2 separate regions of the Mus musculus genome follow, and region 2 is linked to region 1. A link is a loop called in an ENCODE intact Hi-C map of the cell type or tissue named here. Cell type or tissue: left cerebral cortex. All regions are shown on one strand. Links, peaks and the distances in the headings refer to the core of each region. The heading gives the core; the rest is flanking DNA.

The links. A loop is a pair of places that touch in the nucleus more often than their neighbours do. Peaks named below come from ENCODE experiments on the same cell type or tissue, not always from the same donor. Only the 100,000 strongest peaks of a DNase experiment are listed, where the experiment ranks them.
Region 2: a loop joins it to region 1, with 3 times the contacts of the local background. A loop is called at or near these places in 10 of 42 quality-filtered maps.

The regions. Positions count from the first base shown.
Region 1 is chr10:86,015,827-86,026,854 of GRCm38, forward strand. It overlaps Fbxo7 (F-box protein 7), which reads left to right and starts at 6,103. Exons shown (of 9, transcript NM_153195.2): 1 at 6,103-6,318; 2 at 8,590-8,884. The coding sequence starts at 6,197. In left cerebral cortex, for the core only: a CTCF peak has its summit at 6,028 (motif pointing right); a DNase peak (open chromatin) is centred at 6,136; H3K4me3 peaks cover 1,620 bases; H3K27ac peaks cover 1,056 bases.
Region 2 is chr10:85,958,525-85,965,629 of GRCm38, forward strand. It overlaps Bpifc (BPI fold containing family C), which reads right to left. Exons shown (of 16, transcript NM_177772.4): 13 at 6,699-6,741; 14 at 4,470-4,533; 15 at 3,469-3,545; 16 at 1,167-2,017. The coding sequence ends at 1,895. Among named protein-coding and RNA genes, the nearest start is that of Rtcb, 4.3 kb to the left of the region's middle. In left cerebral cortex, for the core only: no CTCF peak of the experiment used is centred there; no DNase peak of the experiment used is centred there.

The DNA.
Region 1 (11,028 bases), core at 3,474-8,473:
TGATACTCTGAGCAAAGCCACCATTTTTTATCAGATCAGCTGTGCATACTTACAGGAGCAAATCTGTTGACTATTCCTCAGAGAAGAGAGTTGGAGGACCTTGAGTTGAGATTCCAGCTGTTCATGTGGGTCATTTATATGTAGCTCTGTTCTGCTTGCCTTTGACCTTAGGTTCTCAGGAGGTGTGGAACATACAGGTTGGGTAAGAGTAATTGCGGGAACTCCATTATGCAGCTCTGGGAAGCCATAATCCATGCTGGCTTTCCAGTTGGCTGATTTGGGGTTTCCCATGCTCCCGCCAGTAACTCCTCACTTCTGCTCTGTGAGGAAGTCTCCCAAACTCACTGTTTCCAATGTGAGCTTTGGTTTGTCCCTGAGACTGCCTGAGGCTCAGTGGACATGGTTTGTGTCTCCTTATGGTAGGAATTATATTTCCATGTAGAAGGAGACACTGCAATTTTTTTTTCTTTTCTTTGACTTGAAGATAAATTACACTGCATTGATGGGAAGGGATGGTATTATATGTATGTGGGGTAAGGAAGAGCCAGAGGGGCAGTTTGGAGGCAAAAGTCAAGCTTCACTCCTTGTCTCCCCAGCACTTATGCTAATGAAGTCTGATTAAAAAGGAACCCCCAAAGGAGACATAAAGGGTATTCGAAATGAGACCTAATATTTATCATGTATTTGTTTTGCTTTGGGTGCTTTTCATATATGAACTCCCTAACCCCCGCCAAAACCATGCAAGGAACAAATACTATCTCCATGCTACAGATGAAGACATTGAGGTCAAGGCTGAAATGAAGCTTGGCATCAGGGCTGACATTCAGGATGTGGGTGCTATGCGTCTAGGCATCTCTTAGGCTATTGCTTTAGGAAGGTTGCTGAAGGGCAACCCACAGTTCAGGGTATGTGGAAGGCCAGGTAGAGAGAAGAATGCTGTTACCTGGTAACCCATCTGGTTTCCTCACTAGCTAATTGAATTTGTGTGAGCAATACAGATTTGTGTTTTAAATTACTTCTGGAGGAAGCTGCCTGGAATTTGCTTGGCTCTTAAGAGAGATAAGTGACTCTGCAGTCCGGTAGGATGACCTTGCCCGTTGGCATCATCTCCATCTCTCTTCCATGCTTTGTTTTGGAGGTTGCAAATGTTCGAAATAGCATAACTGAAGAGTTTTGGTGGAAAAGGTACAGACTTTACCTGTAAGGAATGGAGTGTGTAAGTCTAAAGGCAATGGCATCTATAGACCCACTGTGTAGTCTAGTCCATGCATAGGGTATGGGTTAATATTTTTTGGTGCTAGGGCAGGAAACATTCAAAATTAACCCACAGCACTTCATGGTTGTAGAAAGTAAGAAAATGCTTAGAAAATGGAACTGAATAAAACAAATGAAGGAAAAATCCAGAGATGGAAAATGGATACAAGAGCCAATGGAAGACTCTTCCAGTGGGTAACACTGGGCAGCAGCGGCAGTAATGAAGAATTAGTATTAGACTATGATGCCAACTGTCAAGTAAGTATTTATAAGCTCATGCTAACCTAAGTGATTGAATGAAGAAATAGACAAATGCCCTATGTAGACTAAGACAGAACAAATTTATTTATTGAATGAAAGAAAGAAATAAAAAGGAAAAGGAAAAATGACTACTTTTCACTATGGAGGAGGAACTTTATTGCAGATATATGGGAGAGACAGGGACATAGCCAGAGTAGACAGTGATCACGCTGACCTGTGCCATGTGGAAGGGGCAGGGGAAGGGAGAGGAGGCACAGGGGAACCAGAAGCAGCAGCCAGGAGGCCCAAACATACAAAGAGGGTGGGTAACCAAAATGGTTGGATTATATAGGGAAGAGCAGCCCAGCCCCTGGGCTGGAGAGTTCATGTAGGAGGTGGGAAACCATGAGGGCCCTGTGACAGGGAGGGGCTAATGGGTGCTGGGAGAACCTGGTGGCCAGTGTCTGCTTTTTATTTATTTATGAATGAGACAAGAGCTCTCCTTGGCTGGCCTGGAATGTAGATCAGGCTGGCCTTGAAGCCATAGAGATGGCTCAGCCTCTGCTTCCCGAGTGCTGTGGTTAAAGGCAGGCACCACTATGCCTGGCTATTACTTATATCAGGTCTCACGTAACCTAAATTGGTTTGGGCTTGGTAAGCAGCCAGGGGTGAGCTTGAACTCCTGAGTCTCCCACCTCTCCCAAGTGCTGGGACTAAGGCATGCGCCATTATATTTAGCTTGCGCGGTGTTGCTGATGAAGCGCAGGGCTTTGTGAATGTGTGGCAAGCACTTTACTGTCATCAGAGGGACAGCAAAGAAATCACACAAATGTCTGCTCCGTTATGAAGAGGAAGGCTTTTTATTGTAAGAGAGAAAGGAGATCCACAGGCATTTGCAAGAGTCAGAAGCAGAGAGAAGAAAGAAGACCAGATGGGGCATGGCTAGAGCTAGGGTAGTGGAGCATGGGAAAACCATTCTAGTTATAAGGAGGATGAGTAGCCCAAGGAAGGGAAACTATGAACTGGAACAGCCTATGATTTTAGAGTGCTGAAAGGGGCCAGGATGCTAGTATGGGCTTTTCAATGCATAACAATATGTGTGAATAGGGACTGAACTGGCCAGAAGGCCTGTATGGGCATTGATATACAAATACAGGTATATGTCAGTTGGTCCCTTTTGCCAGAGTGAAGGGCAGGTTAATGGAAATGACTCCTTTTTAGCAGACCCATTTCACAAATTTCTGAGGAATGCTGAAGGAGTCGGCCAGCAAATCCTACTGTCCAGCATCATCTGAGCCAAGATGGTCCTTGTGGACCAAGTTAGTAGGCCTGCTCTTTTGGGATGTGGGATGCGTGGGGTTTTCCTTGAGACCTAATATTTACCCATTGAACTATATTCCCAACCTAAGCCCAAACAATCTATACAGATACCCCACCTACAATGAGTTGGACAGATTCCCTATTTTAAAGTTTAAAAACATTTAATGTCTGTAGGTGTTTTTCCTGCATGTCTGTGGATCACGTGGCTTGCCTGGTGTCCAGAGAGGCCAGAAGAAAGCACTGGATCCTCGAGAACTGGAGTTACAGATGGCTGTGAGCAGCATTGTGGGTGCTGACAATTAAATCCACAGCATAGCAAGAAGCATAGCAAGTCCCCTTGGCCCCTGAGACAATGCTAAGGCCCTACAGGTGTTCCCTGGGGCTAATTACATTTGATGTTAATTCCATTCTCCCGTGAGGGGCTGCGAACAAGGAATGAGTCAGCACTCTGGTGATTTCCTGTAAACCTTCTTCCCACCTTAATTTATAAAATAAAGGCTAGAGCCAGCGATTGGGCAGAGTAAGAGGGGAAGGTGGGGCTGAAGGTTTTGGGAGAGAAAGAGAGGAGGAGGAAAAAGGAAAGTGGAGCAGAAGAAGCACTTGGCTTGGAGAAACCAAAAGTTCTAAGTGGTCTCTTCTATGGAAAAGATGGTAGTGTAGCGGTAGATCTGCCCAGTCTTGGCGCACAGCATGTATTCATATTAATTGAGTTGTGTTTTCATTGCCAGGGCATATTTGGGTTGGAGATTTACCACAACAGTTCCCCCGCCAACCCTTTTTATAAGTCATATATATACTTCAGATTAGAGCATGGCCCTAGTAGTGCACATCTGTCAAATTCATGGCTTCTTCTCAAATTTTGAACACCTTCCTTACACTTCTGGGGAAATTCTAATAAGCTCCTAAAAAGGAGTCAGATTCTGATTTTCAGTTTCTTTTGCAGTGAGGACTCAGGTATGGGGCCCAAACTTCCTTAGTCAGATTGCACCCCATATAGACCCTTGATTGGGAAGTAAGGTGAGAAAACAGAATCTTTTGGAAGCTTGTCATTTTGTTGGTGCAGGACAGAGCAAAACCCACAAGGAATCTGAGGGTAGCAGAGACAGGGTCAGTCACTCCCCAGTCCTCCCTAGCAGTGGTGACAGCAATTTCCCGCAGACCCAACTTTGATATATTCCTAATCAGGACACGTCTTCAGTGTGGTTATAAGTTTTCTCCAGTCCTTCCTAGAATCTGCTGGGCCATATATCATCCCTTTAATTCACCCCTTCCTGGGTAGTTGCCCAGAGTCAATTTCCACTGTTTAGAACTAAAGACCGTGATATTGGAGACCCCCTCACAACTTTCCAGTGGCTTCTCATGTATTCTAGAATGTGTCTCAAACTTTTTGCCCAGCTCAAGAATATCCTCTTTCATAAAGATTGGTTTTCTATTACAACCAGTCTCAAACCAATCTGATTTATTTATCAGTATTCATGCTTTTGGTTTGATATTCTTATACTAAAATGTTGGCTTGTAGCAAAAAAAAAAAGATGGAAATAAATATGTAACTTCTGAGGCTATGTTGTAAAAGACTTCACAGTTTCTGTCTTGGTAATGCTTGGGTCGCTTACTCTCAGGGAATCCAATTATCATGTTATGTGGACATTCAAGTAGATTTCTGGAAAAAAAAAATCTGTGAAAAACTGGGGCCAATCGTTTGATGATATGTGTAGTCAAGTCTTCAGGCAGCTCTGGCAAGAGACCCTGAGACAGAATTACCTAACCACCCTGTACCCAAGTTCCCAATCTACAGAATTTGTGGGTCGACAAATGTTTATTGATGTGGGTTAGTAAGCTTTGGAGGACAATTGATATGCAGCAAAAGATTTTACTAAGACACTGTGTAACAACTAAAAGCTGCTTTAAATTTTGTGGTAACATGAAGGGGCTAAAGGAGTTGGCTTCAGCTTCAAGTTCCTAAGGGCAGCGCCAAGGAAGAAAGGAAGTAAATGCTGTTAATCCCACAGGAAAAAAAAAAATCAGTCCCACAGATTCGAGGAGAAAGACCATCAACCCCAAACCATCATGGCCAAATTAATTAATCAAGCTTTTCTTGGTATGTATACATGGGCTGGACATAGGTAAGGTAAGATTGTAATAGTTCAGGAGTAGGGGGTTTCCAGATGAGGATTTGGCAGGCAAATAGGCATGTATTACCGAAGCAGAACATAAGCATACCAAGTTGGTCATAACAGCCTCTTGAAACAAAGACATGGTTGCAAGGTGGTTACAACAGGGTCACCATAATAACCTTTTAAAATAAAGGCATGGGGCAGTACAGAGCCATTTGTAGCTAAGGTTACAGGTGGGACATAGCCCAATCCTTGAGAAACCTAGTTTGTCTTTACTATAAGATGGCTTTTACGCCTGAGATGGAGGCAGTCTGGTTTATCAAGATTTATCGTGAGAAGTGAAGAGCTATACTGTTGTGGCCTTCAAATCCATTGGGAGAAACCAAAGACTTAGGCTCAATTCAAATTTATATTAAAATGAGTTTATGCTTACTGCTAGCAGAAGGAAGGCAGCTTTAGAGCCCAAACAGCATTCCATAGGGAAGGGGGACTAAGGATAAGATGGGGTTTTAAATTGGACATCAGAAAGGTGTATATTACAACTTACCACGAAATACAAGCTGGGCAGGAAAACTGTTTTACTTTCCTCAGTTGTTTCTCACCTTCCCGCTATATAGTAATTAAAAGATCATTTCATCCCTTTCCCATAGCGATAGTGAGTTTTAAAGAAGCAAAGGCAGCAGTTACTATCCTCACAGCCATTATCCTATTCTTATCTCACCTGCAGGTCTCTAGTACCTCCCAGGCATCCAACAGCCCTTAAGGGATCCCTGGCTCCACATTAACTTTCTTTAGTCATCACAGGGGACCTGTGTACATTATTTCTCAGGCAGGTCTGAGCACTCTAATGACAGGGATAGAGCAGTTCATTTCTGGGCACGGAAACCAGTGACATCAGGTTAGGGCCGTCTGTCATGTCTCCACACTGTTGGCAGCATTCCTTCCAGAGCTAAAGATCCTGCTTGCTGGGAGGGAAGGAACAAACTCGCTCACCCCAGCAGAAGCAGAAGCAGAAGCGTAGAGACTCAAGTGCGCCCAAGCAAACCCAGCGCCTGCGCCGTGCGCGCCTCGCCTCCAGGTGGCGATGTCGCGCGCCGAGCCAGCGATAGGGAAGCGCAGGCGCTCGGCCCTCCGCTCGAGCGGAAGGCTCTAGGGGGCGTAGTCGACCGAGCGGCGAGCGCTGGGGATTCCTCGGGAGCGCAGGCCCGGAGCTCCTTGCTTTCGGTTTCTTCCCGGGGCCGACCGAAGCTTGCGGTCCGACTCTCGCCATGAAGCTGCGCGTGCGGCTTCAGAAGCGGACCCAGCCGCTCGAGGTGCCGGAGTCGGAGCCAACGCTCGGGCAGCTGCGCGCGCACCTCAGCCAGGTCCTGCTGCCCACGTTGGGGTTCAGGTGAGCCGCGTCGCTGTCGTGGGGCTCGGGGGATGGCGCGCTTCGAGCGGTCACGTGAGGCCCGGGCCTCCCGGGTGTAGCTGCACTGGGCGCCTGTGACTGTGACGCTCGGCAGCTGGGTGCTGGCCGGGGTCCGGCTCCGAGAGACCATGGCCCAGCCTCCCCCGGGTGCCGCTGTCCTCCCCGGTGAGTAGTCACTTCCGGGGTTTCGGTCGCTGCGGCCCCGAGGGCGGGAAGGGAACTCGGGAAGCTTGGCTTGCGTTAAATCTCCCGGTGTTAACTTGAGTTTACCTCTGCGGTTGGGATAGTTCAGTGGTTAAATCGGAAAAGCATCGTGCTCAAGGTGACAAAAGTCTTGACACCTTAGGTCACTGTAATTTGTGCCACTGCCCAAGGCTACAGTAACTTTAAAAACAGCTGAGCGTGCAAGTGGCAGACTGCACCTAACTGTAACTTTCTCACTTTCTCACTGTAAGGGTTCAGGAAGTACGCCTGTCAGCGGGCATTCTCTGGGTGAGAATGTTGCTTTTTTTTCACGAATAGAGGCATGACCCTAGAGAGCTTACAGTTTCATGGCAAGTTGAAAAAGGATTAGGTTCTATTACTAATTTATGGGGTTCTATTACTAATTTTTGCAGATGAAGCGTCTGTGTTTCTGCAGAAGATAGTTTCAGGACATAGAGAGATAACTGTATGGACGACCCACTTCAAGTGCTGAGCTAGAAATTTGAACTAGTGAAGAAAAAAAAAATTAAAAAGATGGGCTCTGGGGCTTCTAAAGGGAAAAATTTTCAAAGAAAAACGTTTCCCATTAATTGGCATTTTAAATAAGCCTTTTCACTTTATTTGTAGGGAGTTAAGCAAAGTGAGACCCTGAATAGATTTTTTCACCCTTCCTCCCTGCTCCCATCCCCCCATTAAGTGAGCCTGAGCTACACCTTTATTCTAGCGCTCTGGAGGAAGAGGCAGGGTTCAAGGTCAGCCTGGTCTACATAGCAAGTTCCAGACCAGCCAGTGTTACATTGTGAGACCCTGTCTAATAAGATAATAATGTTAGCCAAACCATTAAAAAAAGAGCATTTTTTCATATTAAAAGAAAATATGTTGCTGTATTATATATAATATATATTTCCATATAATGGTGACCTACCCACATGTTACTTATTGGTGTAAAACCAAGTGTTTTCAATGTTGATAACAGTTATCTCTCCTCACACTTTGAGAATTCAATTTTTAAGGTATTTACAAGTAGTCTTACTTCTCAGTTAAGCAGGGCAGTTTTGAAAGGGTTGGAAACCCAAGAGCTCTGTTTCTCTTGCATGCTGTTTTCACAGTTGCAGTTGGTTAGGTGGATGGAATTTAAGCCTCAGCTTGTGAAAGTAAACTCATTTCTCTGAAATTTTGTTCATTTAGGGAACAGAAGAGAAGCTTTAAAATGTGTTCATGTGACACATTTGTTATTCTTAAAGAGTATTTTCTAGTAAGCAGATCAAAGATTGCATATATGTATATATGCAAGCTTCTGGAATTGTATTATTTTTGGTAAAATCACCTGACCCCCCAAAATGACAGAAAATAGGGCCTTGGAAAACACTTCAGAAAAGTGGGAGGGAAAACTGGCATTTCTGTTAAACAGACCGCTCCTTATCCCATCTACAGAACGAATTGTTTGCTTGGGGAGTCCCCTTTCTGCCAAGGTTGACATGGTGTGTCCCTGGGCCCCTGGCAGGTTTTCAGCTTGTTGTTGACCAGAACATTTTGCAAGCATCAGAGCATCTTATTTCCTGAGGAGTAGGAATAGTTTTAACTCCAGTAATGTCTCTTTAATGGATGTGTCTTAAGAAAAATGAATGGGGTTGGGGGTTGGCGGGTTGGCTGAGGCGTTTGATGCACCAGCCTGACACTGGAGTTTGAAGCCCCAGCACGATGGAAAGCTGGAAGCAAAGCTGTGGGTTAAACTGGTTGATGTGTTAAGTTTAAGAAGCTCCTCATGGTCAGAGATGATGAGTACTGCAAAGTCTGTGCTTTAGAATTGGTGAAGTGTAGGTTACTGATTCGCCTCCCTGCCTACTAAAGCTCCAGTTACAAGTCTATGACCCAGGCTTTTGATGAGAACAAGTAATTTTGTCTCCTGCTTTTTCTTTCTTTCTTTCTTTTTAAAATATTATATAGAGCTTTTGGGAACATAGCATGTACTTTAATGTATTCCAAATGTATTATTTGGAATATTGGTAGGTAGCTCTTACTATGCTCATCCATCTTTCTTGGCAGTTCTGATACCCGATTTGCAATTACATTGAACAACAAGGATGCCCTCACTGGAGATGAAGAGACCTTGGCTTCATATGGGATTGTTTCTGGGGACTTGATATGTTTGGTTCTTGAAGATGACATGCCGGCACCTAACTTACCTTCATCTACAGATACAGAGCATTCCTCACTCCAGGATAATGACCAACCTTCTTTGGCTGCCACCCCAAGTCAGACTAACATCCCAGATGAACAAGGGACTGATTCATCCCAAGGACAGGCCACCCCATTTGATGCCTGGACTGATGACAGTATGGTGGGTATTGTAGATGAAGAGATGGGATAGAGTAATTGATAAGGTATATTGATTCTTCAGAGGAATTCTACACCAGTCAGCATGACTAGCATCAGTAAACTGTAGACTGTGCCCTTTGTGAACATTTTTGGTTTGATTTGGATTGGTTTGTCAAGACAGGATTTCTCTGTAGTACTGGCTATTCTCTGCTGCTCACTCTGTAGACCAGGCTGGCCTAAAACTCAGAGATTGGCCTGCCTCTGCCTCCCAAGTACTGGGATTTAAGGTGTGCCCACCACTGCCCTGCTTGAACATTTTTTTTTTTAAACTGCTGAATGTCTGCACTAATATGCTAGCACTCTAACTTGCATGGCCCCCCCACAGGAGCTCTTCTGCTCCTCAGAGGACCACTGGTCTCCTGTGCCTAGTGACTTCTTATACCACAGGCTGCCAGTCTGTTCTTTACTCTACTTTTCAGGCTGTCTGCTTCCTGCATCTTCATTGTGGCATTCTCTTGCTCTGTACTACCTCTGTCTCTTTTGACGCTAATTTTTCTATTCTGTGTTATTTCACAGAGGAGAAAAATCCCTTATTGTCCCACCCTACCTCTCCAGGTTTACTTTCTGTTCTTTTCCTGTCTCTAGTTAGTACAGATTCCCGATCCTTCCCATTTTTCCATTTTCATACTCACACAAGTGCACAACCTGCTGACCTTGTGACCAGTGAAGATGTGGCCTGGGGCCCTTGCTGACTCTCTTTTTCCTGTTTGTACTTCTGTCTGTATTCCAGAGTCCTTGCTAATTGTAGTTCAGCAATTTAAACATTTAATGGTGATCTTTGTTACTTTGTAAGTTCCTTATTATCATCATTATTATTAAGATTTATTTATTAATGTGTATAGTCAAAATAGAGCATCACACCCCATTATTAATGGTTGTGAGCTACCATGTAGTTGCTGGGAGTTGAACTCAGGACTTTTATAAGAACAGCCAGTGCCTTTCCAGTGAGCCAACTCTCCAGCCCCTAATTATTTGTTTTATATTTTTTGTGAAATGATTCTTTATTTGTTTTAGTTTTTTTAAGAGAGGGTTTCTCTGTATAACAAAACAATTAATACTGACAACATATACCATTCTTAGCCGTTTTTGTTTATTCTTATCAACCCAATTTAATTTCTTTTGCAAGCCTTAAACATTGATCCATGACATAGAATAGGCAGATATTCTGAATAGGTGGTTATTAAAATACTTAATAGGTTCATAAATTGTTAAAATAATTTCCACATACAGTAATTTTAATTTGTCTTTCAAATCATTCTTGTATCTCTGTGTGTTTCTGCTTCATAGGGCAATGTGTGCGATGGATAAGCATATGTGGCTGCATACTTAAACTTGACTCCAGACTCTGTTTTTACTGACAGGCTGGCTCTTTCAGAGAGTGCCTGCCTGAAGGTAGTGATTCCAGGTCTAAGAGCAATTCTAAGAGCATACCGTTTGTCTTGTAAGGTTTTTATGGGGTGACTATGAAACCTTGCTGGGGTGCTGAGCTTGGAGTCCTTGAATCTGTATGATCTGCAAGTTCAGTATAGAAGGGAACTGTGGAAAAGGAAGATAAATGGATGGGTAAGACTCAAAACCAGAGGAGAGGAATTTTATTTTATAACTAAATATAGGTTAGTTTTATTTCATTGCTCTTGGGAGTTACTGTTAATGACAGCAAGGGATAACCTGTATCAGACCTGACAGGAGGTGGAATGCAATTTAGCCAATTGCTTTCATTTTTTTGTCAGTGGCCTGTACAGGATTGCGTAGAAGTAATGCTTAGCTTTTTTCTGTTCTCGCACATGGAAGATGATAAACACTCATATCAGAGGGTACCAGAGCTTCTTGGACTTAGGGATATGGTTTGATAAGCCTTCAGTGGGTATGTAGTTAGCAGTTTAGGGTAATGCTTTTTTAAAAATTACACGCTTTGTCCCATGCTACTAAGTAATAAATGGCTAAAGTAGGATAATGGGGAAAAGTGAAGAGATTATTTTCATAATTTAGACTTGATATATTTAATATTTTTAATATGGTAATTTGTTCAAAGAAAATCATAGAAATGTTTTGAGCAGTAGCATCTTTTTTAAAAGTTTTTTTATTGGTTATTTTATTTATTGATAT
Region 2 (7,105 bases), core at 2,106-7,105, 59 kb before region 1:
TGCTATTGAAGACATACTGCTTTAAGAATGTTTTTGAGCTGCTCCTGAAACCTCTTCACCCTGGATCAGGTCAACTGCTATATAGAACATACAGTTTGGAGTTCATGCCCCATGAACATTAGTGAAACAGCTGAGCAAGATAAAATACTAATGACGTTTGCAATGTATCAGAATGAGATTGAAGATGTACAACAAACACTCCATTACAAAATGAGCATCCAAAAGAAGCATATCACAACACTGTATCATTTATTTCTACAAATGCTTGTGAAGGAAATCTGCTCTGGCCAGCAATTCCCTACAAAGATGGATAAATCCCTCTTTCAGGGATCACTGTGTTCCATAGCTTTGTTTGGACTGTGTCCTGTGTCTGTACCTTTAAACTTAATTGACTCTTGCTCTTGGGATAAGAAAGCTGGCAGTGATTTGCAGGATAGTCCTACCCTGTGAAAAACACCACCATAGCAATCAGGAAGACTTGGGTTCAGGTTCCGCCTATGCCATTACCACCTTTGTGTGATACATTCCTCTGTTTTCACTTCTATGAAATGGGATCATAATTATTCATAGTGGCTCTGAAGGTCACAGACATGAAACTGGAGGAGTAACTAGACCAGGATGTTAAGTACTTATACAGCCCTCTTCTATCCCCCAGTAACCTAAGGAGTTAAGCAAAGGGTGTGGTTTCTGTTCATTTTTACATATCCACCCTGGCTGTCCCACTCTCCTGCTCCCCTGTCCAGTCTCACCCTGCTGATTAATGACACTAATGTCAACTGTGAACTGCCTAGGTTTAATAAGCTGCACTACCATTTCAGTCAATCTTTTTAAAAAAAGATTTATTTATTTTATTTATGTGAGTACACTGTAGCTGTCCTCAGACACACCAGAAGAGGGCCTCAGATCCCATTACAGATGGTTGTGAGCTACCGTGTGGTGGCTGGTTATTGAACTCAGGACCTCTGGAAGAGCAGTCAATGTTCTAAACTGCTGAGCCATCTCTCCAGCCCTCATTTCATCCAATCACTGAAAGGACACATCCACAAACATAAACAAATGACACAGGACAACCATAGGAAAGATTTAAGGGGCTCTCGGCTCCCTTTTAGTATTGGTGTTTGTAGAACTTCAGTCTTTGCCGAAGTTTTAAAAAAATTAAGTCTTTTCCATTTTTCTGTCATATTTTATTAAAATAAATTCAGGACAGGAGCTTTCACACATAGATTCTGACATCGTTAGAAAACAATTTTAATTAAGCACAGGACAGTAATAGTAAACATAAAACATAAAGTCCAATAAAAGTAGAAAGTCTCTAAAGAGCAGACATAGTCTTACACACACACACACACACAGATACACACAGACACACACACAGAGGCACACACACACACACACACATACATACACACACAGAGGCACACAGACACAGAGGCACACACACAGACACAGACACAAACACAGACACAGAGACACACACAGACACACAGACACACACACAGACACAGACACACACACACACAGATACACACCACACACAGAGGCACACACAGACACACATACACACACACACACACACCTACCAATGCAAATACAGACAAGTTCCTTACAACCTTACCACCTGGTCGGATCCACATGCCTTACTCTTTCCCACAAAGGCTAAACACAGGCACACAATGTGCTTACACATGCTCACATACACAGACCCCACTCCCACTACCTTGTTCCTGTTCATCATTTTAACTGTCGACCTTACTCTAGGTCTCTCAGGGCTCCAGAAGGAGACCTTTTCCACAAGGGCTTTAATATCCAGGATGCACGGTCTTCATCTTCCAGGTTTCTGGTTTCTGGGGGACTGAAGGCTGTTTACTTCCTGGGGTGTATTGTGAGCGGGCCATCAATGGGTTGGCTGTTCTCTCCATGGTCTATGTACTAGGTTCAGATCCCCCCAGCTGTTCAGATTTGGCTGTGGCTTTGAGGATGTGTCATATGCCAGGTCACTAGAAACCAGAAGGTAACCCTGAGAGGAAGGCAGAATAAAGACAATTTTAAATTAAGGCCATATCTGGGTTTGCATGAGAGAGGAAAGTTTCTTTGCCAGGCCTGAAAGCATCAAACTTTTCTCAATCCCTATGTGAGGGCCACTGATGCAAGAAGTGGCCATTCTGGATTACTGTCCCTAGATATGACATTGGTAGTGGGGAGTGAAAAAGAGGGAGTCTGGGAGCTATGAGGAAGTGTCCACTAGTGTGCAGGTGGGAGATGCTTTCTGAAAGTAGAAATATATTTCTACTTTCCCAAACTACAAAAAAACAAAACACAGAGAAGAGGCAGCAGTGCTATGTAGTTAGTTAGAATCTCCCAGAAAGTAGCCTTCAATCGGTCGCATCCTAAGGATTGTCTTCAGGGGAACGCCCTGAAGTTCCTTTGGCTGAAAGTATCAAAGAACCAATAAAGTACTTAGCTCTCATGGTTTCAATGCAAAATATTCCTCAGCCTCATGTGTTTAGAAACTTGGCCACCAGCACGTGACACTACTTTGGAAAGTTGTGGAGCCTAGGAGATGAAATCTTGCTGAAGGAAGTGGGTCAGTGGGGCATGTCTTCAGGTTTTATGGCTTGGTCTATTTCCTGTACACTGCTCCCTGACTTCTAGGAAATGGAACCAGGTATCTGATGTTTCTCTTGCCACACTTTTCCCTGCTGTGGTGGACTGTATCCTTTTGAGCTATAAGCCAAAAGCAAAACCACAAAAACAAAACAAAACAAAACAAAACAAAAAACCAACACAAACAACAACAAACCTAAAACTCCAACAAAACCAAAAAAAAAAAAAAAAAAAAAAACCTTTCTCTCCTATTCTACGTTGTATTTTGTCCGGCATTTAGTCACTGCAACAAGAGAAATGACTAATATATCACCCATTTTCCTTTCTACACAAGACACTACACTTACTTGGGTCTACTTTCTTCACTCATAAAATGAGATTCATATCTGGTGAAATAAAGCATTTTAAAACTTGCTTTCCTTATACTGAGGGGTGATTAAATGTAACCCTCAGAGTGAAGCTAGACTTAGCCTGACTCTTACATTTTTCATTGTTATTTATAAATTTTAACAGCTGGGTGTTTTGTTTATGAAATTCCATGGCTGGTAAAACTCCATGGTAAGCAGAATAAAGCACAATGAGGGAAAGGAGAAGACTTCGTGGTAAGAGAACTCACTGTCCTTACAGAGGACCTGGGTGTGGTTTCCAGCACCTACATTGTGTGCCTCATGATTGCCTGTAACTTCCGTTCCAGGAGATCTGATGTGGAACCAGTATAAGTGTGGCATAAATCCATAGACTCATGTACACACATATCCATATGAAATAAGATAAAGAAATCTTTTTAAAAAATAGGTAATAAACAAAACAGGAAGCTTTCTCTACTGTGAAAATAAATAGTGAAGAAGAGATTCCGAGTCTTACCTCAAGAACTTCAATATCCGAATTGATGAATGAGATATTGTAGGGGTTGGGAAGAGGAAATCCTTGCTGCAGTTTTGCTACAATGTAGAAAAAAAGATGTAAGGTAATTAATTTTTAAAAGTATCCGTAATTATATATATTTGGATACTGGAACAAAACAAAACACTTTCTGTTTTCTCTCATTTAAGTACTAGCCTTGCCTGACTATGTCTTTCATTTTCTACATATTCATAAAAGATATATATATATATACACATATACATATATACATACAAACGTATACATATACATATGTGTGTATATATATGTATGTGTGTGTGTGTATGTATATAATATGTGTGGAGGCCAGAGGATAACTTCAATGTCATTTTTTACTTCCATCCCTGTTGTGGTTTGAATATGCTTGGCCCAGGAAGTGGCACTATTAAGAGGTGTGGCCTTGTTGGAGGAAGTGTGTCACTGTGGGGGTGGGCTTTGAGACCATCCTCCTGGCTGCCTATGAGACAATCTCTCCTGGCTACAGCCTTATCAAGATGGAGAACTCTCAAGTCCTCCAGCACCATGCCTGCCTGGATGCTACCATGCTTCCTGCCATGATGATAAATGACTGAATCTCTGAACTTGTAAGCCAGTCCCAATAAAGTATTGTCATTTATAAGAGTTGCCTTGGTCATGGTGTCTCTTCACAATAAAGAAAACCATAACTAAGACAGAGAATAATATCTTTTCTAGTTGACCTGGAGGAGACAGAAATTTTATCTCTTTAACTCAAGCCAAGTTAATCTTTCTTGCTGGATTTGTAGATCTTGCTGCTAACAAGCATAAACTGGGAAACTTGTTCCTTCAGCTCTTAATGCTGTACACTGTAAAGTTCTGTCTCTGACCCAAATTCACAATGGCACTCTAAACATGCAGGCATCAGGGTAAACATTCCAAACAAAACCCAAAGCGTCGCCAATACCAGAGTCTCATAATTTTTTTTTTTTTAAAGTAACCCTTACTGTTGGCCAGTGGGAGGACGCCGAAGTGAAGAATGGAAGACAGGATATTCTCAAATCTCACAACCTGGAATGCAAAGAGGGACTGGATCAGTGCCAAGTTCAGGATCCCTGGGAACAGCAGGCCTCAGCTGGGGCGAGTCCCTGGAATTCAGCTGGATAGAAAGCCATGACCAGAGCTTCCCTGGAGGAACACGATGCTTTCTGGAAAGCAGTGCCACCAGGTTCCTTCCTCCCAGTAGGGACGACACTTCTGGTTCCTTCTACACTGGTGATAGCGAACAGAGAGCCAGGATAGTAGCGCATGGAGTAGTTTAGGTACAGACCAGGTAAAACTGTGGAGAGCTAAGAGGCTCCTCAGGTATTAGCCTTCCCTGTGTTTAACCAGGAGTCCCAGCCACAGGCCTCCCTTTGCACTGCATCATACCCTGAACCTAACACAGAACTAAAACACCCCCTTTATCTTCAATAAAGCCTAGTATTTGGGTATTCTAGGCAGTGTTGCTTTCTGGAAAGATCCAGGTATTAAATGTAAATTAAAGTTGAAGAGGTATCTCAGTGGTTAAGAGCACATACTGCTCTTGCAGGGAACAGGTATCCAGTTCTTACCACCCATGTCAGGTAGCTCATAGGTGTCTCTATTTCCAGCTCCGGGGGTTCTGATACTCTCTTCTGGATTTTATGGGCACAACACGCAAACATACAAAATTAAATCTTGACGAAGTCAATGGATCTAGAACAGCAACTTACTTAGTGAATACTTCTTGATTTGTTTGCTGGGATAGGGTCTCACTATAACTTAGACTTACTTGGGAGTCCTTGTATAGTTTAGGTTGGCTCCTGAACTCATGCTTAGTAGATTTAGCTAAATCAATAGATTTAGCCTTTTCCAATGCTGGGACTACAGGTGTTTGCTACCACAGCTGGATCAATAAAAAGTTTTTGGCCACCCTGAAGACAGTCTGTCTAGGCTTATCCTTTTTGTTTTATTTCTCCCCAGTTATTTTGTGATATTAGAAGCATTATTCAATCTCCTGGCGTCTCAATTCCATCAACTCTAAGATGAAGATGATAATTGTAGGATATCATGGTCATGATCATCATGATCACCACCACCATCATCATCATCACCACCACCACCACCGTTATCAGCAGCAGCATCTTACAGGGTGGTTGTCAGAACTAGACAAATTAATATCATGTAAGTGCTAACCACAAATCATTGCCATTTTTTTTCTGAAATGCCATGGTCAGCACATTGTCTTATCAACATTAAGCATTTTGCTGGGATTACAGGTGTGCATCACCACACTTGACTTTGATACTGCTTTTTCAGACTTCAGAAGCTTGCCTGATAGGTATGTCTTACGTTCCAGCTTACGGACTATACTGCCACTGATACCTAATCTCGGGACCCTCCCTTGTAGCCTTTCCTCCCCCAGCCTCAATGGTTCCACTGTTTACACCTGGATGGAGCTTGCCGCTCAATCAAGACCATGTGTCTTGAACTTGGCTAAAGTCGCTGACTTGACTAACATCCCCGGGCCTGGTCCTGTGTTACCACCACCACCTTTCTCTTGGATGTGGTGACAATTCATTCAGTCCCCTGCACTACCTCATGAGAAGCTAGCCCGTGTAAGAGCACACAGCCAGTAAGTGCTAGGCAGACTTCACTCTTGCAGCTTGGCCTCAGACTTAATCTATGAAGCTGTTGTGCTTATGATCCTTTGACGGAGACACACAATCAGTTATGATAAATGGAGAAACAATGGCCATCTCTACTTACTCCCTACCGCTTACCATGCTGCCAATGCGCTGAGTGAATCTGGCTTCAGCAGATCCTCTCTGCAATCCTGAGTGATCCCTACCTCCACCCCGGCCCCAAATGCCTATTCAGTTGTTTTTCTCTATTATTTTCACTCATGCACTATATATTGGTTCACTATTTGCAGCCCCAACTCATTGCAAAAGCATACACATACTCCAATATATTCTAAAACGAGTAAAAGTATATTGCTAAGCTCAGGGGATTAAATTATAAATAGATGAGTAACATAAAGGCCCCAGGTTCAATCCCCTGTGCTGTAAAATCAACCAAATAAATGAATAAATTCCAAAGCTAAAACTTAGAACCGTGGAGAAACCATGGACAGCAACATGCACAGGCTACAGTACAGAGGAATTCTGGTTCTCATGCCTTTCTCGGGGTACTCTGAGAGCTTGCATTCCTACCTTAGCATCTCGTTGGCTGTTCTCTGGCAAAGACAGGCGGAATCTGAAAGGAAACAGGAGGAGGTTAAAGGAAGGTAGATTCATGGGGGTGGATAGATGGTTCAGCAGTTAAGAGTTAAGAACTGTTGTTGCTCTTGCAGAGGACCAGGGTTCGATTCCCCATCACCCACATGGTGAGTCAAAGCCATTTGTAACTTTAGTTCCAGGGGATCCAAAGAAGCCGGGCGTGGTGGTGCACGCCTTTAATCCCAGCACTTGGGAGGCAGAGACAGGTGGATTTCTGAGTTCGAGGCCAGCCTGGTCTCCAGAGTGAGTTCCAGGACAGTCAAAGGCTACACAGAGAAACCCTGTCTTGAAAAAAAAAAGGTGACGCACACATTTAATCCCAGCACTTGGGAGGCAGAGGC